5 separate regions of the Homo sapiens genome follow, and all the other regions are linked to region 1. The links are chromatin contacts, found by Hi-C or POLR2A ChIA-PET in ENCODE. All regions are on one chromosome and are shown on one strand. Each heading gives the region's core, a stretch centred on a gene start or an enhancer-like site at or near the end of the contact. The rest is flanking DNA. Distances are from core to core; before and after follow the strand shown. Region 1 holds the start of SMIM7 (small integral membrane protein 7). Region 2 holds the start of GTPBP3 (GTP binding protein 3, mitochondrial). Region 3 holds the start of BABAM1 (BRISC and BRCA1 A complex member 1). Region 4 holds the start of TPM4 (tropomyosin 4). Region 5 holds the start of PGLS (6-phosphogluconolactonase).

The links. Hi-C counts contacts between places; a loop is a spot of excess contacts on that map. ChIA-PET counts read pairs that join two places held with the same protein, here RNA polymerase II (POLR2A). Pooled maps may share reads with other maps.
Region 2: a loop to region 1 is called in a pooled map, with 13 times the contacts of the local background. The contact joins the promoter of GTPBP3 here to the promoter of SMIM7 in region 1. A Hi-C loop is called at or near these places in 1 of 37 single-sample maps with no recorded cell type and 9 of 50 pooled maps. POLR2A ChIA-PET finds 5 or more read pairs at or near these places in 2 of 52 experiments (BJ and GM10248).
Region 3: a loop to region 1 is called in a pooled map, with 17 times the contacts of the local background. The contact joins the promoter of BABAM1 here to the promoter of SMIM7 in region 1. A Hi-C loop is called at or near these places in 2 of 37 single-sample maps with no recorded cell type and 11 of 50 pooled maps. POLR2A ChIA-PET finds 5 or more read pairs at or near these places in 2 of 52 experiments (activated B cell and activated T-cell).
Region 4: a map with no recorded cell type shows a loop between it and region 1 (18-fold over the local background). The contact joins the promoter of TPM4 here to the promoter of SMIM7 in region 1. A Hi-C loop is called at or near these places in 2 of 37 single-sample maps with no recorded cell type and 8 of 50 pooled maps. POLR2A ChIA-PET finds 5 or more read pairs at or near these places in 1 of 52 experiments (B cell).
Region 5: a loop to region 1 is called in a pooled map, with 34 times the contacts of the local background. The contact joins the promoter of PGLS here to the promoter of SMIM7 in region 1. A Hi-C loop is called at or near these places in 1 of 37 single-sample maps with no recorded cell type and 8 of 50 pooled maps. POLR2A ChIA-PET finds 5 or more read pairs at or near these places in 2 of 52 experiments (activated CD4-positive, alpha-beta T cell and naive thymus-derived CD8-positive, alpha-beta T cell).

The regions. Positions count from the first base shown.
Region 1 is chr19:16,656,715-16,661,393 of GRCh38, forward strand. SMIM7 (small integral membrane protein 7) reads right to left here and starts at 3,430. Exons shown (of 5, transcript NM_024104.4): 1 at 3,371-3,430; 2 at 3,245-3,286; 3 at 2,681-2,733. The coding sequence starts at 3,396. TMEM38A (transmembrane protein 38A) reads left to right here and starts at 4,425. Exons shown (of 6, transcript NM_024074.4): 1 at 4,425-4,627. The coding sequence starts at 4,504. RefSeq lists silencers at 4,023-4,222, 4,243-4,492.
Region 2 is chr19:17,333,920-17,338,811 of GRCh38, forward strand. GTPBP3 (GTP binding protein 3, mitochondrial) reads left to right here and starts at 3,634. Exons shown (of 9, transcript NM_032620.4): 1 at 3,634-3,745; 2 at 4,089-4,336; 3 at 4,446-4,532; 4 at 4,620-4,822. The coding sequence starts at 3,693. It overlaps ANO8 (anoctamin 8), which reads right to left and starts at 936. Exons shown (of 18, transcript NM_020959.3): 1 at 646-936. The coding sequence starts at 751. RefSeq lists a silencer at 439-878 and enhancers at 2,603-3,274, 3,275-3,946, 3,947-4,618.
Region 3 is chr19:17,264,038-17,268,692 of GRCh38, forward strand. BABAM1 (BRISC and BRCA1 A complex member 1) reads left to right here and starts at 3,406. Exons shown (of 9, transcript NM_014173.4): 1 at 3,406-3,490. USHBP1 (USH1 protein network component harmonin binding protein 1) reads right to left here and starts at 708. Exons shown (of 13, transcript NM_031941.4): 1 at 634-708; 2 at 209-310; 3 at 1-113. The coding sequence starts at 262. RefSeq lists enhancers at 2,456-2,915, 3,176-3,675, 3,183-3,894.
Region 4 is chr19:16,074,269-16,079,388 of GRCh38, forward strand. TPM4 (tropomyosin 4) reads left to right here and starts at 2,227. Exons shown (of 8, transcript NM_003290.3): 1 at 2,227-2,429. The coding sequence starts at 2,298. RefSeq lists enhancers at 1,111-1,840, 1,841-2,568, 2,569-3,298, 4,217-4,436, 4,547-4,596 and 2 more and a silencer at 1,877-2,786.
Region 5 is chr19:17,508,863-17,513,462 of GRCh38, forward strand. It overlaps PGLS (6-phosphogluconolactonase), which reads left to right and starts at 2,787. Exons shown (of 5, transcript NM_012088.3): 1 at 2,787-3,098. The coding sequence starts at 2,811. PGLS-DT (PGLS divergent transcript) reads right to left here and starts at 3,027. Exons shown (of 3, transcript NR_147835.1): 1 at 2,481-3,027. RefSeq lists enhancers at 1,633-2,290, 2,291-2,947, 2,515-2,764, 3,258-3,552, 3,515-3,774 and 1 more and silencers at 2,825-2,954, 2,965-3,014, 3,258-3,552.

The sequences.
Region 1 (4,679 bases), core at 2,180-4,679:
ATGGCGAAACCCCATCTCTACTAAAAATACAAAAATTAGCTGGGCATGGTGGTGGGTGCCTGTAATCCCAGCTAATAGGGAAGCTGAGGCAGGAGAATTGCTTGAACCCAGGAAGCGGAGATTGCAGGGAGCTGAGATGGTGCCACTGCACTCCAGCCTGGGCAACAGAGAGAGGCTCCATCTCAAAAAAAAAAACAACAAAAAAACAAAAAACAGGCTTTCTGAGGAAGTGCCAGAGCTCCAAGTTCTGACCTCAAACATGGGCAGTTTAACAAATGTGAGCTCAAATCCTGCCTCTGTCCTTCTGCACAGGTGACCTGGTGACCTGGGACCATCCCTGCACTATCTATGTGCATTCCCTCTTGTGTCAATAGGGGTGTCAGGCAGCTAGGAAGACCTTAGCACACTGCCTGGCACGCATGACGCTCTCAACAAATGCAGCCACTATGGTATTACAGTTAAGCCAGGCAAAGAGGATGGAGGGCAAAGAGCAGCTCCCACAGGGGAAGCAGCAGGTGCAGCACCTGGGCTGGAAGGAGACTGGACACAGCAAAGCAGGAAGCTCCTGACAGAGCACTGGTGCCCTGCCTGGCATCCCTGTCACTGATGCTCCTGCCACTTTGTGCCAAATCTCCCGCCCACTGGAGCTCTGATTCGGATCTGTACAGTGCAACTCTAGGGCCTGGTAGTGCCTTCCACGTGGGGGTTAAGTAACACATGGCTGCTGAGTCAATGTATGAATGGATGGATCAATGGATAGACGGACAGATGGTCTAGTGATTGAGTGCACAACCGCTAGAGTCAGAAAAACCCAGGTTCTAATCCTGATTCTCATTGATTCCCTATGTGGCCACAAAAAAGTTGAGCCACATCTCTGACCCTCAGTTTCCTGATCTGTAAAATGGGAAAGTGACCATTATCTTTTAAGAATGGAGGGAGAATGCAACACTAACAGGAAGCACCTAACTGGGTCAGCACCCAAGGGCAGGCCCCCAAAAAGGGGAGCTGCTGGAGTGTCTTCAAAATCTCAGCTCGGCCAGGCGTGGTAGCTCATGCCTGTGATCCCAGCACTTTGGGAGGCTGAGGTGGGAGGATCGTTTGAGACCAAGAGTTGGACACCAGCCTGGTTAACACAGCGAGATACCTATCTCTACAAAAAACATTTAGAAAATTAGCCAGGCGTGGTAGTAAGTGCCTGTAGTCCCAGCTACTTGGGAGCCTGAGGCAAGAGGATCTCTTGAACCCAGGAGCTCAAGGCTGCAGTGAGCTATGACTGTGCCGCTGCACTCCAGCCTGGGCAACAGAGCAAGACCCTGTCTCTAAAAGAAGAAAACCTCTGTTCCTCAGGGTTCCCCCATCCTTGGGCAGTGCTCCATCATGGCATCCACCGCCTTGACTGTGACGCCGCCTCCTCAAATGGCCTTCCCTTCCACACCCCAGCAGGAGGGCAACCCCATCACCATCCTGTGACTCCCTGCCTCTGTCACCTAACGTCACCTCTGTCACTATCTATTCCCTGCTTAGAAACCATGTGTCCCACCCCATGGTAAGTTCCACTCTATCTGTCTTACCCCTGCTGTACCCCAGCACCTAGCACAGTAGCCAGCATGCGTTAGGTACTCAAATATCTGGTGAATGAAAGAATTAATGAATGGATACAATAGTCATGTACAGATCCCCTTAAGACTCCAAATAGTTACACAATCAAATTCAGCAGGAAGTGTAAATTCTGGGGCCTCCAGGGCCCAGGCAGATGATAGACATATGAAGGGGTTAGGGCTGGGATGAGGCAGAGTCTACAGGCCCCACCTCCTCAGAGTCCTTCTCAACTACACTCAATAGATGCAAACAGCTCTCCTGAATCTTGAGTTGCAGAATGTTCCAATTTTTCAAGAAAAATCAGACATCTTAATTTTTATATAAAATCTCCTGATTAAAAATCTAATGTTGGCATCTAATTTTAAAAGTGGCAGGTCTGCAGCACTCTGAAAGCAACAGCTATGTGTGAGGTTGTTCATTCATTCATTCACAGGCATCGGAGGACGGGTACGGCAAGAACAAAGGATGGGACAAGCCAAGCTAGGGCCTCTTCTCTGAAGTTTACAGTCATATGTGAGGGGCAGACATTAGCCAGATGACAGCAAACATAACAGAACATTATAACGGTAGGAAGTGATGTGAGTGCTCACATCAGGGAGGTCTGGTAGGAGAAAGAAATAGATGACAGAGGTAGGCAGAAAGGCTAGCACATTCTCAGTCATCTCCCACTCACACACACGCTCAATTAAAGAGAAAACTTGTGGCTCACGCCTGTAATCCCAGCTCTTCGGGAGGCCAAGGCAGGGATCACTTGAACCCAGGAGTTCGAGACCGGCCTGGGCAACGTGGAGAAACCCCATCTCTACAAAAAATACAAAATTTAGCCTGGCATGGTGGCACACACCTGTAATCCCAGCTACTAAGGGGGCTGAGGTGGAAGGATCACTTTAGCTCAGGAGGTCGAGTCTGCAGTGAGCCATGATCGCACCACTGCACTCCAACCTGGACAACAGAGCAAGACCTTGTGTCAAAAAAAAAAAAAAAAAAAAAAGAGAAAGAAAGAAAACGAAGGTAGGGCTTGGCGAAACAGAACTGTCCTCTGAAGTGGACCATGCAATTCCAGGATCCAATTAGACCTTACCTGTGCTGGGCTCCCTGGACTCCTCCCCAAAGCCCTGCGTGTCCTTCTTTTTCCTACAAAGAGGAGCAGACAGTGTCCACTTTCAATGGGACATAGAGTCCTCAGCCCCCTGACCCCCAGCTCAGAAGGCCACAAACACTAAGTTTCAGCCCTGGCCCTGCCGCAAACTTGCTGTGTGACCTCTGACGTTCAATACCCTTCTCTGGGCCCCCACTGCCCGGACAATCACAGCCAGGTCAGCAGCCACCGACCGTTTACAAAGTGGCCCGACAGTGCGGGTGCAGGGCGGAAGGTCCGCGGTGGGGCTATTTCTTGGGGGATGGGGCTTAAGCTCTCCAGGAAGGTGAACAGAGGGACAACCAAGGAACGGAGAGTATGGGTTTAAGGTCTCTCGGGGGGTGGGGGGCGAGGAAGATAAACCAGGCTGGAGGCGTGCCCAGAGGGCGGATAGGGCGGGGCCTGCGGCTTGGGGGCGGGGCCTGAGAAGTGCGCCGAGATCACGCTTATGAGGGCGGGGCTACGGGTTCCCCGGATGGAGCCGCAGTCCGGCCGCGACCTACTCACAGCTTAAAGTTCAGCACCGCCCCGGCATTCATCAGCAACGTCCTGCAGAGGGAGAATTACAGTTACTAGGGGCGCCCCCGCGTCCTGCCTGGCTCTCTCTTCCCAGCCTCTGGTCCCCCTAATTACCCGAACAGCAGGATGTCTCCGATCATCGTTACGGCCGAAGCGTCCGTCAGAACCGGAAGCGGAAGCCCCAGGGAGGGAGGGGAGAGGAGCACAAGCCGACCAATCCTAAAGCAACAGTGGCGAGGGCTGGGCCAATCGAAGGTCAAGGCTGGGAGGGTCCCGCCCTCTGCAGGCCAGACCCCCTTAGGGGAGCGCGAGCGCCCCACCTCGCTGGGGAGGCCCCGAGAGCCAGAATGGGAGGAGCGGGGTCTCCTGGGGGCGGGATTGGGTCACGCGTTCGAAGCGTGCCGCGCATGCGTGAGGTCTCGATGCCGTAGGGTTAGCTGGGCAGCAATTCCTACTCACTTTCTGGGGTCCCAAATTGGGCTTCTGGACAAAAGGAATCCTTTGACTCCTGAGCTGCACAGGGTGCGGGGTCCTGACGCAGTGGGGTCCCTAGAAACGGGTGCCCCAACCAACTGGGCTCTAAAATGAGATCCTCCTGGGCCCCATGGGGAACGGGGGTTCCCACTGAGCTGCCCCCCACAAGACGTCCTGATTTGCAGAGCCCCACCGGAGACGGGGTTCCTGATCGAACGGACCCTATGGGGCAGAAAAGTCTTGACGGGGCTCCACAGAGGACCGAGGTCCTAACCTATCTCCACGGGGAACAGGGGTTCTGATTCATGGGGTCCCACCATGGCGTAGGGGTCCTCACTGGGCTCCACCGAAGATCGGGGTCCTAATTGAGCCCACGGGGACAAAGTCCTGGCCGATCCGGCCCCCTGGGAACGGGCGTCCCGCGTGGGTGGGCTCCGTGAGGGACGGGCCCCCAGAACAGGCAGCTCCCCAGCCTCCCTCGCCTTGCACGGGTGCCCCGCACCCCGCCTCGCTGGGCGGAACGGGGTAGCGATGGCAGGAGGGTCAACGCCTGGGACGCCCGACCGTCCAGCTGCGTCCGTGGTGCTGGGCGTCCCCACCACCTGTCCCGGGGTGGGCCGTCGCCCCTCCTCTCCCGCGGGGGCCGGGCCTGGGGTGGCGCCTGGCGGGCGGGGGCGGGCCCAGCTGCGGGGGCGCAGTCGCCGGGCCGCGGGCGGCGGGACGGACGAGGCCGGGGCCCCGGGTGGCACCCGGCAGGCGGGCAGGCGGGCGCCATGGAGCTGCTCTCGGCGCTGAGCCTGGGCGAACTGGCGCTCAGCTTCTCGCGGGTGCCGCTCTTCCCCGTCTTCGACCTCAGTTACTTCATCGTCTCCATCCTCTACCTCAAGTATGAGCCAGGTGAGCCGGGGCGGGGGGCTGGAGGGGACCGGCAGCGGGTGGCGCGGGCCGG
Region 2 (4,892 bases), core at 2,384-4,883, 680 kb after region 1:
CGGGAGCTCTGGGCTTGGCTTATTTTCCTCCCTCCACGTCCTTGTACCAGCCAGGCCTTCCTCCAGAAATGCCCTTCCCCCCAGATCCTCCCTTACAAATCTTACTCATTCTTGAGGCCCAGCTCCGCCTCCAAAACCACAATCGATGGGGCGCTCACTAGCAGCCCTGAGCGCTTCACCACATTATGACAGCGCCGTCCTTGCAGCAGCCCCAGGGACTAGGTGCGGTTCTTACCCCCATTTCACAGGTGAGGAAACTGAGGCCCAGAGCGTTTAAGTCACGCGCCCAAGGTCACACAGTCAAGCTGGGATTTGAACCCAGGACCGTATGATTCTGTATTCTTCGCGGAGAGGCTCTCTCAAGCACATCCCTGGCCCGCCGCGATCCCGCAGCCCGGGGGTGGCAGGGCGCAGCCCAAGCCTGGGGCTCTCGGAGGGGCGTGTCCGCGTCTCCGCGCCGGGACCCCAGCCCGAAGCACCGTCCCAGCCCCGCCCGCCGGGCCGCAGCCGCAGTGCCGGGAGGAGCCGGCCCCTCGTCCAGACACCACGCCAGGTTACGTTTGACCCTGATCCTCCTCCCCGTGTAGTTGACGCGGGCTCCCCAGGCACCTGCAACCCTGTCTGGTCCAGCCGCCGCACACATACCCAGAACTCCGGACGCCGGGGCTGCAGGCTCGCCCTCCGGCGGGGGCCTCTTGCCACGCTCGCCCTCCAGGGACGTGCCCCCGGCGCCGGAGGCGGCCTCGGCCATGGCGAGGACAGGTCAGGTCAGGGGCTACGGACGGCCCGGGCGACGGGGAGCCGCGGGCTCATGGGGCCGGTGCAGCCGCGGAGCGCGCGGGAGGAGGAGACAAAGGCCGCGCCCGCCCGCGCCGGCCTCGGTCCTCGCTCGCCCGAGCGCTGCTTCTCGTCCCCGCCCGAGCCGAACCTCGATTCTCCTTCCCGGCCCGATGCACGTCACTCTAGGGTTCTCAGCTGAGTTCGCCCGCCTAGTTCTTTGGTTCGCGTCTCCGCCCGTGTTGTTTTCTGGGTTTCCTTCTCGCCCGCCTACCTCGCTCCCTGCTGCTGGTCCCCGCCCGCACTGATGGTGCATTCTCCAACTTGTCCCCACCCATGCTTTCTTCTGGTCCCCGCCTCGGAGCCTCAGTTTCCCCATCTGCAAACTCCGGACCCTGGAGACGCTGTTTGGAATGTGAGATGGGCGTAAGTTGACTAAGGGAGGACGTGGGAGGGGCGGGCCGGTTGGGGAAGATTCCTGGTGACAATAACTTCAACCACCCCAGTAGGGCTGTGATACATAATTACAGCAAGCCCTGCTTAGGAACTTTGCACGCACCATTTGGCTGCCTAGAACACTCCTCATGCACTCTTCGTCCGGTTAACACCGACTCCCTTCAGGATGTAACCTCGGAGAGGATCCCATAGAGTTGTCAAGTTTAGCAAATAAAAATACAGTCCGTCTAGTTAAATGTAAATTTCAGATAAAAGAATAAATGTTAGCTGGGCGGGGCGCACCTGTAATCCCAGCTACTTGGGAGGCTGAGGCAGGAGAATCGCTTGTGCTCAGGAGGTCAAGGCTGCAGTGAGCTGAGATCACACCCACTGCACTGCATCCTGGGCGACAGAACGAGACCCTGTCTCAAATACATATATATACATACATACATAAATGTTTCTATGTCCTATGTCTACATGGGACATACTAGTACTAAAAAATTATTCATTGTTTATTTGAAATTCACATTTAGCTGGGCGACCTGGGTTTTACCTGGCATTTGGCCAACCCCTGACTATTCTGAGTAGCTCAGTCTGTTAGACTGAAAGCCCAGCGAGGGTAGGAACGAGGGGCCAGGTCTGGTTCTCAATGCGAGCACACAGTAGGCGCTTGCTGTACGCTTGTTACAGATGTAACAACTAGCTTGTTACAGATGTAATAACTAGCTTGTTACAGATGTAACAACTAGAGAATGGCAGATGAAATATAAATATGTCATCATTTGTTCCTATTTTACAACTTAAAATATTAAAGCCTCGGCCGGGCGCAGTGGCTCACGCCTGTAATCCCAGCATTTTGGGAGGCCAAGGCGGGTAGATCACCTGAGGCAAGGAGTTCGAGACCAGCCTGACCAACATGGCCAAACCCTGTCTCTATTAAAAATACAAAAAATTAGCCAGGCATGGTGGCGCACGCCTGTAGTCCCAGCTACTTGGGAGTCTGAGGCAGGAGAATCGCTTGAACCTGGGAGGCGGAGGTTGCAGTGAGTCTAGATCGCGCCACTGAACTCCAGCCTGGGCGACAGAGCGAGACCCCGTCTCAAAAAAAAAAAAAAAAAAAAAAAAAAGCTTGGGCAACGTAGTGAGATCCCCGTCTCCACCAAAAAAACGAAAACAAAACAAACAAACAAAAACAACAAACAAAAAGAAACACCGAAAAGTTAGACTGGCATGGTGGCTCGCGCCTGTGGTTCCAGCTACTCAGGAGGCTGAGGCGGGCGGATCCCTTGAGCCCAAAAGTTGGAGGTTGCAAGAGCCGTGATCGCGCCACTGCACTCCAGCCTGGGCGACAGAGTGAGACCCTGTCTCAAAAATAAAATAAAATAAAATAATAAAGTAAATAAAAATATTGAGCAGGGCGAGGTAAGGGGGTATTAGAACTCTATTCTGTCAGACAGATTTTTCTTAACACGCAAGTGCGCCGCCCGCCCGCTCTGATCCAGAACCAGAGAATCCGCCATGCGAAGGCGCTCCCGGAGACCCCGCCCAGCCAGTGCCTGGAATTCCACCATCAGCGCTTTATTCCGAGTTTCAGTGCTGTCCTGGGTTAACCTGAAAGCAATCTCCGAGGCTCCCCTTTCTGGCTTTCGGGGAGCCAGAGACTGACCGGACACTTGGCTCTGCAGGTGCAGACCTGGACCAGAGAGACAGAGAGCCAAGGAAGTCCACAGTGGAGAGAGGGCTGTGCTGGGGGTTCCAGGAAGACTTCCTGGAGGAGGGGATCTTGGAGCTAGGCCTTGAAGACGAGTTTGTCAAATGAGGAAGGGCATCCGAAGCCGAGGGAACGGCAGAAGGGAACGCTGGGGAGGGGAGAGAATCTGGAGAGTTCCGGAAAAAGCAAGTAGGACTCTTTCCAGAAGTTCGGGCAAGATTTTCCCTGGATCAGGGCGTGGGTTCTCCAGTACTCGTCCCTCCCGGTCACCGAGATGCTCTGAGTTTCCGGTCTGAACCTGAACGTAAAGAGGTGTAGTCCCTCCTTTCTTGAACGGGAAAACTGAACGCACATAGGTCCTTGCCACGCCTAAGGCTGCGGAGTGAGCAGATGGAAAATGCGGGACTCAAAACCTCCCCTCGCTGTAATTTGCACTGCCCTGTGCCAAACTCTGTCCTTTCTTCCATTCCTTATTCCTATTGTCAGCCTCGCTGCGCTAGGACCCTAAAAATTTGGTCTCATGTTGCCCGGGGAACAACATTTCGCTACACCTACCTCCATACCGCCTCCCGCTCCCGCTCTCCCTTGCACCAGCCAATGGAAGCGAGTATCTTCAGACGGTGGGCAGGACGTATCCTAAGATACCCAATGGTGGTCGAGAATAGTTGAGCACTTTACTAGTCAAGCCGCGGAGTGGGCGGGGCCCCCTGCCCAGACTTGAAGCCACACAGGCAGGTCGGGCAGGCGGGTCGCAGGTTGTAAATCCATGTGGCGGGGGCTTTGGACCCTGGCGGCCCAAGCGGCACGTGGGCCTCGCAGGTGGGGCTACAGGGGAAGGGGTGCGACAGCTTGGGGTGCTGCTTGGACCCCAGACCCACTCCCTGGGTTTTAGGGGCCCAATTCCCTGCGGCAGAGCAATCATTCGCGTTCTTCCGTGCCTCAATCGTTCATGACCCTTGCGGCAGAGCCCATATCTGGGTCTCCTTCTGGCCTCACAGTCCCTAATCCGGTCACCCTTCGGCCTTCAGAACATCCAATTTGTGCATCCCCCAGCCGCAGAACCCCCCCACCTGGAGCATCTCGCGATCATCGAGCCCTCGGTCTACTTGACACTGAGGCTGAGCCTCCCAGGTGCGCTGATTCGCCTCCCCTCCGGTTCCAGATTGTGCACGCGCCGGAGCAGCGGCGCACCAGCCCCCGGCTCCGGCGCCACCATCTTCGCGCTAAGCTCTGGCCAAGGCCGCTGCGGCATCGCAGTGATCCGGACCAGCGGCCCCGCCAGCGGCCACGCCCTCCGAATTCTCACAGCACCCCGAGACCTGCCCCTTGCTCGCCACGCCAGCCTGCGCCTGCTCAGCGATCCCCGCTCCGGGGAGCCTCTGGACCGCGCACTGGTGCTCTGGTTCCCAGGTGAGGGTCCCCAGGTTCCGAGCCTCCTGTAGGTCCCATGACTCAGTTTCCCCCTTCCAAGGGTTTGCACTGGCTGTGCTGTCCTCCTGTCACCTGTCTGTCACATTAGGTCCCCAGAGTTTCACCGGTGAGGACTGCGTGGAGTTCCACGTGCATGGAGGCCCGGCAGTGGTGAGCGGCGTCCTGCAGGCCTTGGGTGAGTTGCAGCGTTGGGTGAGATGCTTGGTCCTCCCAATGGGCCTGGGTGGGGACCAGGGGGTGTCAGACTGGGACCTTCCTGCAGGCAGCGTGCCAGGGCTTCGACCGGCGGAGGCAGGCGAGTTCACCAGACGGGCGTTCGCCAATGGGAAGCTGAACCTGACCGAAGTGGAGGGGCTGGCGGACCTTATCCACGCGGAAACAGAGGCGCAGCGGCGGCAGGCCCTCAGGCAGCTGGACGGAGAGCTGGGCCACCTCTGCCGTGGCTGGGCCGAGACCCTCACCAAAGCAAGTCCCCCATTTGTCCATTCTCTCCCTCAGAGACCCCATCTGTGCAACCCCTGCATGAGACCCCCTC
Region 3 (4,655 bases), core at 2,156-4,655, 610 kb after region 1:
GGGCCCAGCTGCTCCAGCCCGGAGCTCACCGGAGGTGGGGCAAAGCTGGGCTTGGAGCTCCCACTGGCTGCCTCGACCTCCTCTGAACTCTCAGCCACGGGATCCAGTTCACCCTGCAAATGACCCCCGGGGCCCTGCTCTGAGCCAGGCAGGACAGGACCTTGGGGTCCCCAGGATCTGGGTGTGGAGGGGAGAGGGTGACACTTACGGGTGGAGCATGCCTCCCTCGCCGGCTTCGGGGCCGCGTGGCCCGGGCACTCATTGCTGTCCAGAAGCCAGTGCCCTCTGAATGCTTCTCCTTCGTCAACCCCTAAAACCACAGCCTGCCATGAGCTCTTGCCTTTGTTGTCCTGGACAAAGGACAACCTCAATTTCCTCTGCTGTGAAATGGGGCACTGACTACCCCTCAGGAAGGGATTTTGTTATCAATGTTGATTGGGCAGATTTGAATGCCTCCCTGGACAGGGAGCTCACTACCTAAGAAGGTTGTCCTGATCTCCCCCTTCTTCTCTGCCTTCTTTACCTTCACTACGTCTTTGTCCACTTTCCTCCTCTATTTGAGCCTGGGAATGCGATCTCAAGAATTCCCTCTCCTCCCCGGCCCTCCTAAATGAGAGGTTCAGCTCTCTCTACCTCTCTGATCCTCTGGGGGTAACTTGATCAGAGGCCTGAGTCCCGGGACACTCTGTTGGGGTCACTCTGACCACTGCCTGTTCAGGCCTGGGCTGGCCAAGCCTGGCCTGGGAGGGGCTGGGAAACAGGAAACCCCCTCCCCTGGTCACGTGACTTGTTATTGTGTTGTTTCCTTCTCGGGGACAGCGGCTTCCTGCAGCCCTAGCGGGGCACACATACCTGACTCCCAAGGTTTCAGCCCCTCCTCTTCTCAGCCTCCAAACTCATGGCCCTTCTAGCTCTGACTCTTGGATTTTATTTCTCAAGAGCTAGAATGGGCCGAGCACCATGGCTCACACCTGTAATCCCAGCACTCTGGGAAGCTGAGGAAGACAGATCGCTTGAGTCCAAGAGTTTAAGACAAGCCTGGGCAACATGGCGAGACCCCCGTCTTTACAAAAAATATAAAAATTAGCCAGGAGTAGTGGCGTACGCTTGTAGTCCCAGCTACTCAGGAGGCTGAGGTGGGAGGATTGCTTAACACCTGGAAGTTGAGGCTGCAGTGAGCCGTGGTCACGTCACTGCACTCCATTCTGGGTAATAAGGCAAGACCCTGTCTCAAAAAGAAAGAAAAAAAAAGAGCTAGAATGTTCCCGTGAGCTGATGGTTTTTATTTGGCTCCCCTGTGAACTTTTCTTCTCTGCCTGTCTCTTCATTGTGGGCTGACAGTTCTCTTTTTTTTGAGATGGAGTCTTGCTCTGTCGCCTAGGCTAGAGTGCAGTGGCGCAACCTTGGCTCATTGCAACCTCCACCTCCTGGGTTCAAGAAATTCTCCTGCCTCAGCCTCCCGAGTAGCTGGGATTACAAGTGCCCACCACAATGCCCAGCTAATTTTTGTATTTTTAGTAGAGACAGGGTTTCACCATGCTGACCAGGCTGGTCTCGAACTCCTGACCTCAAGTGATCTGCCAGCCTCGGCCTCCCAAAGTGCTGGGATTACAGGCGTGAGCCACCGCACCCGGCTAGGGATGGGTTTTTCCCATGTTGGCGAGGCTGGTCTTAAACTCCTGACCTCAGGTGATCCACTCACCTCAGCCTCCCAAAGTGTTGGGATTACAGGCATGAGCCACCGACCCCACCAGCCCCAGAAACATTTAAGAGCCACTTGAAGCCTCAGTTTATTTATTTATTTTATTTTATTAGATGGAATCTTGTTCTGCCACGCAGGCTGGAGTGCAGTGGTGCGATCTCGGCTCACTGCAACCTCCACCTCCTGGGTTCAAGCAATTCTTCTGCCTCAGCCTTCTGAGTAGCTGTGATTATAGGTGCGCGCCACCACACCCAGCTAATTTTTTGTATTTTTAGTAGAGACGGGGTTTCACCATATTGGCCAGGCTGATCTCTAACTCCTGACCTCGTGATCCACCCACCTCAGCCTCCCAAAATGCTGGGATTATAGGTGTGAGCCACTGCCCCCAACTCCTCAGTTGTTTTTTTTTTTTTGAGGGTCAAAGAAGCCGGCCACATTGGCCAGGCTCTAATTCGAGAATAGCCGGAGGGGCTGTGTAAGGTGAGCTTTGAAGCATAAAGAACTTGCCAGAAAAGCAACAGGAGGAACAGCATTCCAGGCAGAAGGAACTTCCTGGGCAAAGGCTTAGAGCCTTCAAAGAGCCGCTCTAGGTGACACAGCGAGACTCCATCTCAAAAAAACAAAAACAAAAACGAAAAAAAAAAACACAACAAAAACCCAGCTCTACTAAAAATACTATATATATCTCAGCCGGGCCTGGTGGTGCATGCCTGTAATCCCAGCTACTTGGGAGGCTGAGGCAGGAGAATTGCTCGATCCCTGGAGGTGGAGGTTGCAGTGAGCCGAGATTGAGCCACTGCACTCCAGCCTGGGCGACAGAGCAAGACTCTTGTCTCAAAAAAATAAAAATAAATAAATAAATACTTCTGGGGCTAAGGGGGAAGTGTGCACTAAGAAGACAACGGCAGCCTGGGCGACAGAGTGAGACTCCATCTAAAAAATAAAAATAAAAAAAAAAGGAAGGAAGCCTAGGGTAGTCTGATGCGGTGGTCCTCGCCTGTAGTCCCAGCTACTTGAGCGATCGCTTGGCTGTAGTGACTAGCCATGATCGCGTGACTGCAGTCTAGTTTGGGCGACAGAGCGATACCCTGTCTCTAAAAATAAGAAAAAAAAAAGCCATGAAAAAAGAGGTAGGCTTGAAATAGGCCCGACTTAGCTTCGCTCCACCTACAGTGACCCAATAAGACCAGAGTAAGTATTTTTTGATTCATGCAAATATATGTAAAATAAGGAACAAGAATTAAGTAATTGGGAAGGGCCCTGGATGCTCAGGCCACACCCACATGGGAATACCTGCCCCACATGGAGGCTCAGGCCAGCTCCACCAATCACCAATCAGCTCCTCCTCTTTCCCTAAATCGGCCTTCTCCGTCCCTCTTAGCCTATCACATTGCAAGCTCCACCTCTATTCCACGTTTCAGCCTATCACGGTAGAAGCACTGACTATTGTAGTCTGATTCGGCCAAAAACAAAAATTCACTAATTTTTTTAATCCAATCACATTTCATACTTTGCTCCAGTGTAGCCAATCACATTCCAGGTCCCGCCGCACCCAGCTCCAGGCAGCTCTCACTCCAAACCCCACCCCCAACCCAGTTTCAGCCTATCAGTTTCCAAGTTCTTTCTAGCCTCAACCAGTTTCTGTCTCTGCTTGTTCTGCAGCCCGCTGAACTACATTTCCCAGGAGGCGTCGGGGCTGCGCCGTACAACTTCCGGCTGTAAAGATGGCGGCTTCCTAGTGAGTCGGCGGCTGATTTAGAAGGAGGTTCAGGCTACGGTGAGCCGAAGGTGGGTGGTGAAAGCGTGTGGGGCCCGTTCCTAGGGGCCCAGCTCCCTTTGCCCCAAGAGATCCAGCTCCTCGCCTTTCCTGGGGCTTCCGCCTTTATTTCTGGTTTCTCCTGCAGTGTAGCCTCCATCCTTCTTGCTGCCGCTAAAGCCTTGTTTTTCTTAGAGGTGTGGGGACTGCAAGGCGCTCAAAGACCATCTTGGGAAGCCCGTGCCTATTTCCCAGATAGACAAACTGCTCCATTCGCGTCCTGTTTCTCTCCAAGGGGAACCACAGTACTAATATTTTGCTTCTCCCTCATGCAGACACCCGCTAGGGACGAGGGTGTCCTAGAGGTTATTATTCCCTTATTCACCAAGACATTTTCAGTTTTAGGTAACAGAAAACCCTACTCAATCTGGCTTAAGGAAGAAAAGGAAGTTGGTGGCTTATAGATTGGGTCTAACAGGAGCTGGGTCCAGGTGGTCAGAATTCGATCTGCAGTTTTCTCGGTGGAGACCATTTCGCTTTTTACCGAGGCAAAAGGGGCCCCTCACAGCTCTCAACTTTATTCTACCAGCTCTGCAACTCTAATGAGAGTCTCTTTTCCTTGATGACACTGCTAGAAGTTGCAGAGCTGCCACTCAATGGCCTGATTTGGGTCATGTGCCCATCCCTGAGCCATTTTCAGTGGCCAGAGAGCTGGGATGTGCTCACTGGCCGAGTAGGGGCATGGGGCTAGCACTACGTTAAAAAAAAAAAGAGGAAAAAAGAGGGGGGACTGTTATCTTATGTCGGAGTGGCTGCTCGGCTGAGAGGTGTAAAAGGCAGCCATTCTGCAGCTGAGGAAAGTGACTCCCTAAGAGGAGTGACTCATCATCAGTAAGCGGCTCATCGCCCCTCTTCCTTCTTAGTAACCAATCTTTTTTTTTTTTTTTTTTTTGAGACGGAGTTTCGCTCTTTTTGCCCAGGATGGAGTGCAGTGGCGGGATCTCGGCTCACCGCAGCCTCCCCTCCCGGGTTCAAGCGATTCTCCTGCCTCAGCCTCCCGAGTAGCTGGGATTATCCGCATGCGCCACCACGCCCGGCTAATTTTGTATTTTTAGTTGAGACGGGGTTTCTCCATGTTGGTCAGGCTGGTCTCGAACTTCCAACCTCAGGTGATCCACCTGCCTCGGCCTCCCAAAG
Region 4 (5,120 bases), core at 977-3,476, 580 kb before region 1:
ATAACAAAACACCATAGACTGGGTAGCTTCAGTAATAGACATTTATTGTTTACAGTCTGGAGGCTAGATGTCCAAGATCAAGATGCTGGCAGATTAAATGTCTGGTGAGCGCTCTCTAGCTAGCTTGCAGACAGCCACCTTCTTGCTGTGTCCTCACATTGGAAGAGGATAACCAAGTTCTGGCCTCTTCTCATAAGGGCCTTAATCCCATCATGGTGGGTCAACCCTCATGACCTCACCCAAACCTCATCATCTTCCAAAGGCCCCATCACCAATTACCATCACATGGAGATGAGGGCTTCAACACATGAATTGGAGAGGGGGCAAAAGCAAGCATTCAGTTCATTATAGGCTTATATTCCAGAAGACCTGGGCTCAAACCCTGTGCTGTGTGACCTGGGGAAAGTCATCCCACCTCTCTGAGCCTCCTGCTGTGGGGAGGAAGCAGGAGAATGAAGCTGGGCTCAGTGGGGGCTGTCTGCCCACCCTGGGAGCAGGAACAAGATCAGTGTCAAACCATCTAAGGCAAAAGTCAGATCCAAGCCAGGTGTGGCGACTCACGCCTGCAATCCCAGCAATTTGGGAGGCCGAGGCGGGCAGATCACTTGAGGTCAGGAGTTTGAGACCTGCCTGGCCAATATTGCAAAACCCTGTCTCTACTGAAAATACAAAAATTAGTCAGTCGTGGTGGTGTGCACCTGTAGTACCAGCTACCGGGGAGGTTGAGGCAGGAGAATCACTTGAACCCAGGAGGCGGAGGTTGCAGTGAGCTGAGATCGTGCCACTGCACTCCAGCCTTGGTGACAGAGCGAGACTCTCAAAAAAAAAAGTCAGATCCAGGCATGAGCTGGATATGATCACCCTAATCCAGAGTTGGGGGCCCAGGGAGGGAGTTTCAGCCTGGAGGTGACAGAAAAGTCTTCTTGAGCCAACTCTAGACCGGTGTGGTGGGGGGTGACAAAGAGAGGTGATGGGGTCTGTGGTTTGTAATCCATAGGCCTGAGCTTCTCAAACTAGGAGTGATGGGAGGATAGGACTCTTGGGATAAACAGAGGACTGAAAATTTAGGGAAAGTAGGGGACATTTTTATTAAAATGAACATGGCCTATATGCAAAAATTTTAAAGATTTAACCCGAGCCTTCAAAGAAAGTGATCCTGTAGGGGCGAGTCTCTTCTAGCCAAGCTCCCCAAAGCCCAGAAATGAGGGACTAGGTCTGAGCCCTTCAGCCCTTCAGAGTATTTTGGTAAGACAGTCTAAGAACCACTGCCTTGGGCCATAGGGAGCCATAGCAGGTTCTAGGCAGAAAGAGGGCAGGCGTATTTGTTAGAAAGTTTCTCTGACCCCGTGTTGGGGTCAGAACCAGAGGGAGAAAGGCTGGGGACAGGGATGGGCGGAGGGATCCACGCGCAGAGAATGAGATTGCTTAACTCCAGATCATGGTGAGGCTGCACCTCTGAAACTGGAATGTGTGTATTTCTGGAAAACATTTGGAGTCTTCAGTTTCCCAAAAGCTGCCATTGATCTCCCTAGAGTACTGGGGACCCCAATAAGCCCAAAACAGCTGGTCCTCAGGACGAGGGAAAGATGTGAAAATCCCACTATCAGGTAGCATGGATGGCGTGGTGCATGCTATCGCAACCCCTGTTCTACAGATAAGGAAACTGATGCCCAGAGAGAGACGGAGGACTCTTGTGAATATTGGGGGGGACCGCCCCTGCACCTCGGGGACGTGACCCCCCCCCCAGGCTGACCCGTTCCTCGCTCTGTCGTCCCCAGGTGGAGGAGGAGCTGACGCACCTCCAGAAGAAACTAAAAGGGACAGAGGACGAGCTGGATAAATATTCCGAGGACCTGAAGGACGCGCAGGAGAAGCTGGAGCTCACGGAGAAGAAGGCCTCCGACGTACGTGTGCAGGGATGCGGGAGCCCGCGGCGGGGCCAGGCCGGAGCCCCGGGGCCGGGAAGGCGGGGAGAGCCGCAGGGGGAGGAGGAAGAGGAGGAGGAGAAGGCGGCGCCTCCCAGCGCTTTCTCCAAATAAGTCCCGAAAAGGGGCACTTTCCAGCAGCTGTGGCCAGCGGTGCCGACGTCAGGCCCTCCCCCAGCGGTGCTGACGTCGGCGGTCCGGCCGGGTGACCTCATCGCCCCGACGGCAGCCGGCCCGGGGGGCGGGGAGAGGCGGGGGCGGCCCCCGCGCAGGCAAAGGCTTGGGGGGCCGGGGCGCGGCTGTGCAGCTCTCGCCGGAGCCGAGCCCAGCCGAGCGTCCGCCGCTGCCCGTGCGCCTCTGCGCCTCCGCGCCATGGCCGGCCTCAACTCCCTGGAGGCGGTGAAACGCAAGATCCAGGCCCTGCAGCAGCAGGCGGACGAGGCGGAAGACCGCGCGCAGGGCCTGCAGCGGGAGCTGGACGGCGAGCGCGAGCGGCGCGAGAAAGTGAGCGCCCCGGCCTCGGGCCCCGCACCCGCAGCCTCCTCCCCCGCGCGCCCTCCTTTCTTCCCGGCTTCCCGCGCTGCCCGCCCGCGCGCAGTCCTCGGGCCGCCTTTTTACGCCCTCGGACGCCGATCGCCGACCCACATCCCTGCGCCCGCAGCCAGGACCCCCTACTTCCTCCGCCGTCCTCCTTCCTGGGCCTGGGACAGGGGAGGGGGCGCCGCCTCCGGGTCGGGCGGGGCCGGCCAAGCGGGAAATGGGGGGATGGGGCGGAGGGGGTGAGCGATCTCCGGGTGGAGAAGTGGAGCGGCGGGAGGGGGCGTATCGTGCAGGCTCCGACTCCGGGGCTGGCGCCGGGGTCCCGGGCCGAGGGGAACCCGCGACCGGACTTGTGGGGGAGAATGAGGATGAAAACGTGGAGCTTCCATTGTCTAGGGTTTGACCGGCCGACAGGGATTTCGACGGGGGACCGGGGATCTGGGGAGGGGGTCGCACTTTCTCGCCTCTTTCGCGGCTTCCCGGCTTCTGCTTGCTTCCCTGACCGTTCCCAGGGGCGCGGCGGCGACGTGTCTGCTCCAGGCGGCGGGGGGGATGGGGGGTGGAGGAAGTTCAGCCCCAAGCCGCCCGCCTTTCTCCAGCTGATTCCTGCGGGAACCGGGGCGGCGGGACCCTGCCTCTCTCCAGAAGGCCCCGGGAACGCTGGCGCGGGGCCCTGAACCCACGATCGTTTGAGCGCCTGCTGTGCGCCTCCGCCGCGAGTCGCAGGGCCCGAGATAAACAATGGGTCTGAAAAAGGAGGGAGTTTCACCATCCTCTCTGCATCATCCTCCTGGCTGTCCCTCGGGACAGATGGTGGCACCGCCAGGGTCTGGGGACAGATTTGGATTCTGGTCCCATATCATGCCACCCACAGGCTTCATGACTTGGTATTTGCTCTCTAGGAGCTTTTTTCCCATCTGCGAGTAGGACTGATAAGAATCCCGACCCCCCAGAGTAGCAGGGAGGGTCCCAGGAGTAAATCTCAGGCGTGGAGCCTGGCGCTTTGTAAATAATCAATTGTGTTGTTGTTTTTTGTTGTTTTGTTTTTGAGGCAGTCTCACTCTGTCGCCCAGGCTGGAGTGCAGTGGTGCGATCTCGGCTCGCTGCAACCTCCACCCCCCGAGTTCAAGAGATTCTCCTGCTTCAGCCTCCCGAGTAGCTGGGATTACAGGTGCCCGCCACCACGCCCAGCTAATTTTTTTTTTTTTATTTTGGATTTTTAGTAGAGACAGTGTCTCACCATGCTGGCCAGGCTGGTCTCGAACTCCTGACCTCGTGATCTGCCCACCTTGGCCTCCCAAAGTTCTGGGATTACAAGCGTGAGCCACGGCGCCCAGCCTCAATTGTGTTTTCTCTGCCCTGGGAAGAGCTCATAGACAAATGGAGGCAGGGGAGCTGACTCACTGATGGAGCGAGGTCTGCATTCCACGGGTTTTCTGTGCAGTTATGGGAGCATGACAGGGGAGGCTCCAAAATGGAGGTTGAGCTGGGTCTTATAGAATAAATAAGTTTGCTGGGACCAGAGACATGGGTGTGCACAGACTCAGAGGCAAGAAAGTTGTATGATGAGGGTGGGGGGGTGTGCGGATAGAGGTTGAAGCCCAAAAGCCCTGAAAGTTCAGTGTTGAGGCTCAGGGTGGGGACCCTAGAGAGGCAAAAGATGCCCAGCCAGATGGAATTGGTGGTGTGAATTGCCAGGACTGGAAAGAGCCCAGATGGGGGCTGCAGCATGGGCCTTGGTTGAAGCCTCTAATCCTGTAAGGGCTGCTTTGGCCCAAGAGGCCTTAGAAACCCGGTGTAAGCCTCAATCGGTAGCCGGTCTGGCCTCTTTCTCACACTTAACCGACACAGCTCTTGCTCTGATCTCATCCCAAGTCATCTCGCTGGAGGACAATTAACTCGGCTTCAAAATGGCCCTCAGCCTGGAGCCAAGATTTAGGAGCAAGACCGTCTAGTTGGGAGAGAAGATGTTTTTGGAGAGTTGAAGACTTCTTGAAAAAGTTCGAAAAGTTCTTGAAAAAGCAAAGGATGCTTCTTTCCGTCTGGGAGAGGGAAAACCTCTCCCAGGGCAAAAGGAACTAAGACCAGGGGTGGGTTAAAAAAAAAAAAAAAAAAACCTTTCACTCTTGTAGAATAAGCCAGGAGCCGGCGTGTGGTAGACTTCTGGGCCTGTTTCCCGACAGCTGGTTTCGTTTAGATTTTTGTGTGATTAACTGACATCTTCCTGTTCCTTTGCCACATGTATCTAGCAAGCCTCTTTTACCTTATAAGGGAAATCCTTTGTAGCGTGTGGAAGGCTTTGATTGCAGGAAGGGGTGGAACCCAAAATGACTCGGCCGTGACTAGCAGTTTTTCAAAAATACATATATATGTATGCATGTACAGATATGCGTGTATCTCCCAACTCCAGACAGCTGAAAATCTGCCAAAAGCGTTGTTTGCCAGGATTCAGAATTTCCCACATAAGGGCTACTCACTTCTTAAAAGACAACTCATGAATCAAGCACCTCTGTTTGATCTTTAAAATCAATTCCTCGACTGCTAATGGGTACACAGTTTTTTGTTTGTTTGTTTGTCTTTGGCGGGTTATGAAAATGTCCTGGAATTCGATAATGGTGTTGGTTGCAGAGTGTTTTTGCAACATCAGTTCCTGGC
Region 5 (4,600 bases), core at 1,537-4,036, 850 kb after region 1:
CAAAGCCTCTAGCTGCAATAGTGTCTAGGAAGTTCCCTCCAAGTTGGCCAGAAAATAATCCCAATGACTCTTAGGCTTGAACTCTGTTAGTTTTTCTTATTAATTAACAGACTTTTTGGGTTTTATTTATTTATTTATTTATTTATTTATTTATTTATTGTTTTGAGACAGAGTCTAGCTCTGTTGCCCAGGCTGGAGTGCAGTGGCGAGATCACGGCTCACTGCAAGCTCCTTCTCCCAGGTTCACACCATTCTCCTGCCTCAGCGTCCCAAGTAGCTGGGACCACAGGCGCCTGCAACCACACCTGGCTAATTTGTATTTTTACTAGAGACAGGGTTTCATCGTGTTAGCCAGGATGGTCGTGATCTCCTGACCTCGTGATCCACCCGCCTCGGCCTCTCAAAGTGCTGGGATTACAGGCGTGAGGCACCGCGCCCGGCCTATTTATTTATTTAAGAGGGAGTCTTGCTCTGTCGCCCAGGCTGGAGTGCGGTGGCGCGATCTTGGCTCACTGCAACCTCTGCCTCCCGGGTTCAAGCCATTCTCCTGCCTCAGACTCCCGAATAGCTGGGATTACAGGCATGAGCTACTACGCCTGGCTAATTTTTGTATTTTTAGTAGAGATGGGGTTTCTACTTCATTTGAGAGGCCGGTCTCGAACTCCTCACCTCAGGTGATCTGCCTACCTTGGCCTGCCAAAGTGTTGGGATTACAGGCGTGAAGCACCACGCCTGGCCTATTCCTTTTTTTTTTTTTTTTTTTTTGAGACAGAGTTTTGCTCGTTGCCCAGGCTGGAGTGCAATGGCGTGATCTCAGCTCACCACAACCTCCACCTCCGGGGTTCAAGCCATTCTCCTGCCTCCGACTCCCGAGTAGCTGAGATTACAGGCATGTGCCACCACGCCCAGCTAAGGCTTTGTATTTTTAGTAGAGACAGGGTTTCTCCATGTTGGTCAGGCTGATCTTAAACTCCCGACCTCAGGTGATCCACCTGCCTTGGCCTCTCAAAGTGCTGGAATTACAGGCGTGAGCCACCACGCCCAGCCCTCCTTTCTTTTTGAATAGTCCTGGCACCGTTGCCAAAGATGAGTTGACCATATATGCATAGGTTTATTTCTGCATCAGTTCCAATCATTTATTTATATGTCTATCCTTATGCCAATACCACAGTTTTGGTTATTGTACCTTTTTATTGTTTGAAATGAGAAAGTATGAGTCCTCGTATTTTATTCAATATTGTTTTGGCTATTTTGGGGCCATTTGCAATTTATTATTAATTTTAGGATCAATTTGTCAATTTCAACAAAAACATTGTAAATTTGAAAGGGATTACATTGCATCCGTAGACCAATTTGTGGAGTACTGCCATCTTAACAATATTATACTTTCCAATCCATGAACGTGGAATGTCTTACCATTTATTTAGATCATCTTTAATTTTTTTTTTCACCAAAGTTTTAGTTCTTTTGCTTGTTTCGAGACAGGGTCTCACTCTATTGCCCAGGCTGGAGTGGAATGGCAGGAACACAGCTCACTGCAGCCTTAGTCTCCTGGGCTCAAGTGATCCTCCCACCACAGCCTCCCAAGTAGCTGGGACCACAGGCAGCTGCCACCGGGTCCAGCCTTGGCTTCCCAACGTGCTGGGATTACAGCTGTGAGCCACCAAGCCCAGCTACAGCTCTCAAGAAGTACAGTCTTGTACTTCTTTTATTAAATTTATGCCTACTTTATACTTTATGATGCTATGGTAAATGGAATTGTTTTCTTAATTTGCTACTGATTTTAAAATCCACTACCTGTGTGAGTTGAACTGCGCTTACACACATCACTGAAATATCCCACTCTCAGAAGTGGCCCAGCCTCCCCAGGCCCACCAGGCCTTCTTCCCCTTCCAGCCCTCTGTCCAGGCAAGAACTCGATTGGAGGCCTTTCTGGGCACTCAGAGGGACACACCACCACACTAGGAGGGTTAGCTTAAAAAATTCAACAAGCATGGCCAGGCGCAGTGGCTTTCGCCTGAATGCTACCACTTTGGGAGGCCGAGGCAGGAAGATCGCTTGAGCCCAGGGGTTCAAGATCAGCCTAGACCATATAGCAAGAGCCCGTCCGTCCGGAAAATGTAAAAAAAAAAAAAAAAAAAATTCAACAAGCATATTTTCATCCCCTACTTTTTTTTGAGATGGAGCCTCGCTCTGTCGCCCAAGCTGGGGTGCAGTGGCACGATCTCGGCTCACTGCAACCTCCGCCACCCCGGTTCAAGCGATTCTCCTGCCTCAGCCTCCCGAGTAGCTGGGACTACAGGCGCCCGCCACTACGCCCGGTTAATTTTTTGTGTTTTCAGTAGAGACGGGGTTTCACCGTGTTAGCCAGGATGGTCTCGATCTCCTGACCTCGTGATCCGCCCGCCTCGGCCTCCCAAAGTGTTGGGATTACAGGCGTCAGCCACCGCGCCCGGCGGTGCAGGAATTTTAAAACTCACCAAAATACGCCCTCCTTCAGAAAATCCCTGCCACCTCGATAGGACGTCCTCTTCTTGAGCTCCCCTCTCCGGCCCTCCCTGATACAGCAAGGTTGAGCATTCGGGCACTGGCTTCCCGAACTCACTTCGACTCAGGCACAGCAGGCAAAGATTCAATGGGTAGGGCCGGACCGACTGCCCGACCTTCGCGGTGCTTCACTTGCCTCACTGCGCATGTGCCAAAGACAATCACCCAAAGTACTCGAAACCAAGCGGCAGGGCCGGCCCTTGCGCAGGCGTACTAGCGACGGCCGTAGGGAGCGCTTCCTCCTCCCCGCCGCCGCCCTCGCCATGGCCGCGCCGGCCCCGGGCCTCATCTCGGTGTTCTCGAGTTCCCAGGAGCTGGGTGCGGCGCTAGCGCAGCTGGTGGCCCAGCGCGCAGCATGCTGCCTGGCAGGGGCCCGCGCCCGTTTCGCGCTCGGCCTGTCGGGCGGGAGCCTCGTCTCGATGCTAGCCCGCGAGCTACCCGCCGCCGTCGCCCCTGCCGGGCCAGCTAGCTTAGCGCGCTGGACGCTGGGCTTCTGCGACGAGCGCCTCGTGCCCTTCGATCACGCCGAGAGCACGTACGGCCTCTACCGGGTGAGAGCTACGGGGGCCGCCGGGGATCACGCCGAGAGGGCCACAGCCACCGCCTACACCCCGGCTACGGAGGCCGCCGGGGGCCATGCCGAAAGGGCCGCGCCCACTGTCTGCACCTCGGCTACGGGGGCCACTGGGTATCATGCCAAGAGGGCCGTGCCCACTGCCTGCACCTCGGCTACGTGGGTCGCTGGGGGTCATGCCAAGAGGGCCGCGCCCACCGGTTGCCCTCGGCTACGGGGGCCACTGGGGGTCATGCCGAGATGGTCACGCCCACTGCCTGCACCTCGACTACGGGGGCCGCTGGGGGTCTAGCCGACAGGGCTCGCCCGCCTCCTGAACCCCGCCTACAGTGGGTCCCGCAGGACCTCACTGCGCCCTCTGCCTTTATCTAGGCAGGGCTAGAAATGGTCTACTTGCAGTCCGTCTTCCTGCTTCATCCGGTGGCCAGGCAGAGGGAACGGCACGGGCAAGGGCCTGGAAGGGAATCCGAGTGGCCCATGTCAAACGATGCCCATAACTCAGCCCCGTAGCGGACGGGGGCACGAGGAATCAGGTGTAGAGCCTGAATCTCAGGGTCCTGATCTCTAACCCCAGCGAGTTCTCGGGGATCCCTGGGCAGCTTTGCCGCTCTGATGGCTCTGCTTCCAGGCTGTTCATCTTTGGCTTTGAGCCTCAGGATTCTATAGAATCAGAGGAGCGCGCTCTTTTAAAGACAGGGTAACTGAGGCTTGGAGGAGCCTTGGCCTGGCCGAGGGAAGAGTGGGAGGGGCGGGCTCAAAGGCCAGGAACCTCAAGTCACTTGAGTCTGGCAGCGTCAAGGGACACCCCATGCTGGGTGTGCCGTCTTCTCTTTGCATAGAATCTTGAGCTGATGATGGTTTTGTGGGTTTTTTATTAAGAGAAAAGGCTTACTGAACGCTTTATATGCATCAATTCATGAGTCCGTACCACAGCCTATGAGATGTTACACTCATTTCACAGATGGAGAAACTGAGGCCAGAAGAGGTGAGCTTACCTGCCCAAGGCATCTAGTGACCAGAGGGGCAGCCAGGGTGTGATCCTGCCTCATCTGACTTCGTAGTTGGGTACACATTTAACTTCCGCCTTCCTGTGTGTGTTTTCCAAGAGCATCATTAAAAAGTTTTGGCCGGGTGCGGTGGCTCACGCGTGTAATCCCAGCACTTTGGGAGGCCGACGTGAGTAGATCACCTGAGGTCAGGATTTCGAGACCAGCCTGGCCAACATGGCAAAACTCTGTCTCTACTAAAAAAAAATACAAAAATTGGCTGGGTGCGGTGGCTCACGCTTGTAATCCCAGCACTTTGGGAGGCTGAGGCGGGCGGATCACGAGGTCAGGAGTTTGAGACCAACCTGACCAACATGGTGAAACCTGTCTCTACTAAAAATGCAAAAATTAGCCAGGTGTGGTGGTGCGCACCTGTAATCCCAGCTACTCGGGAGGCTGAGGCAGGAGTGAGGCATGATCAGTGAACCGAGAT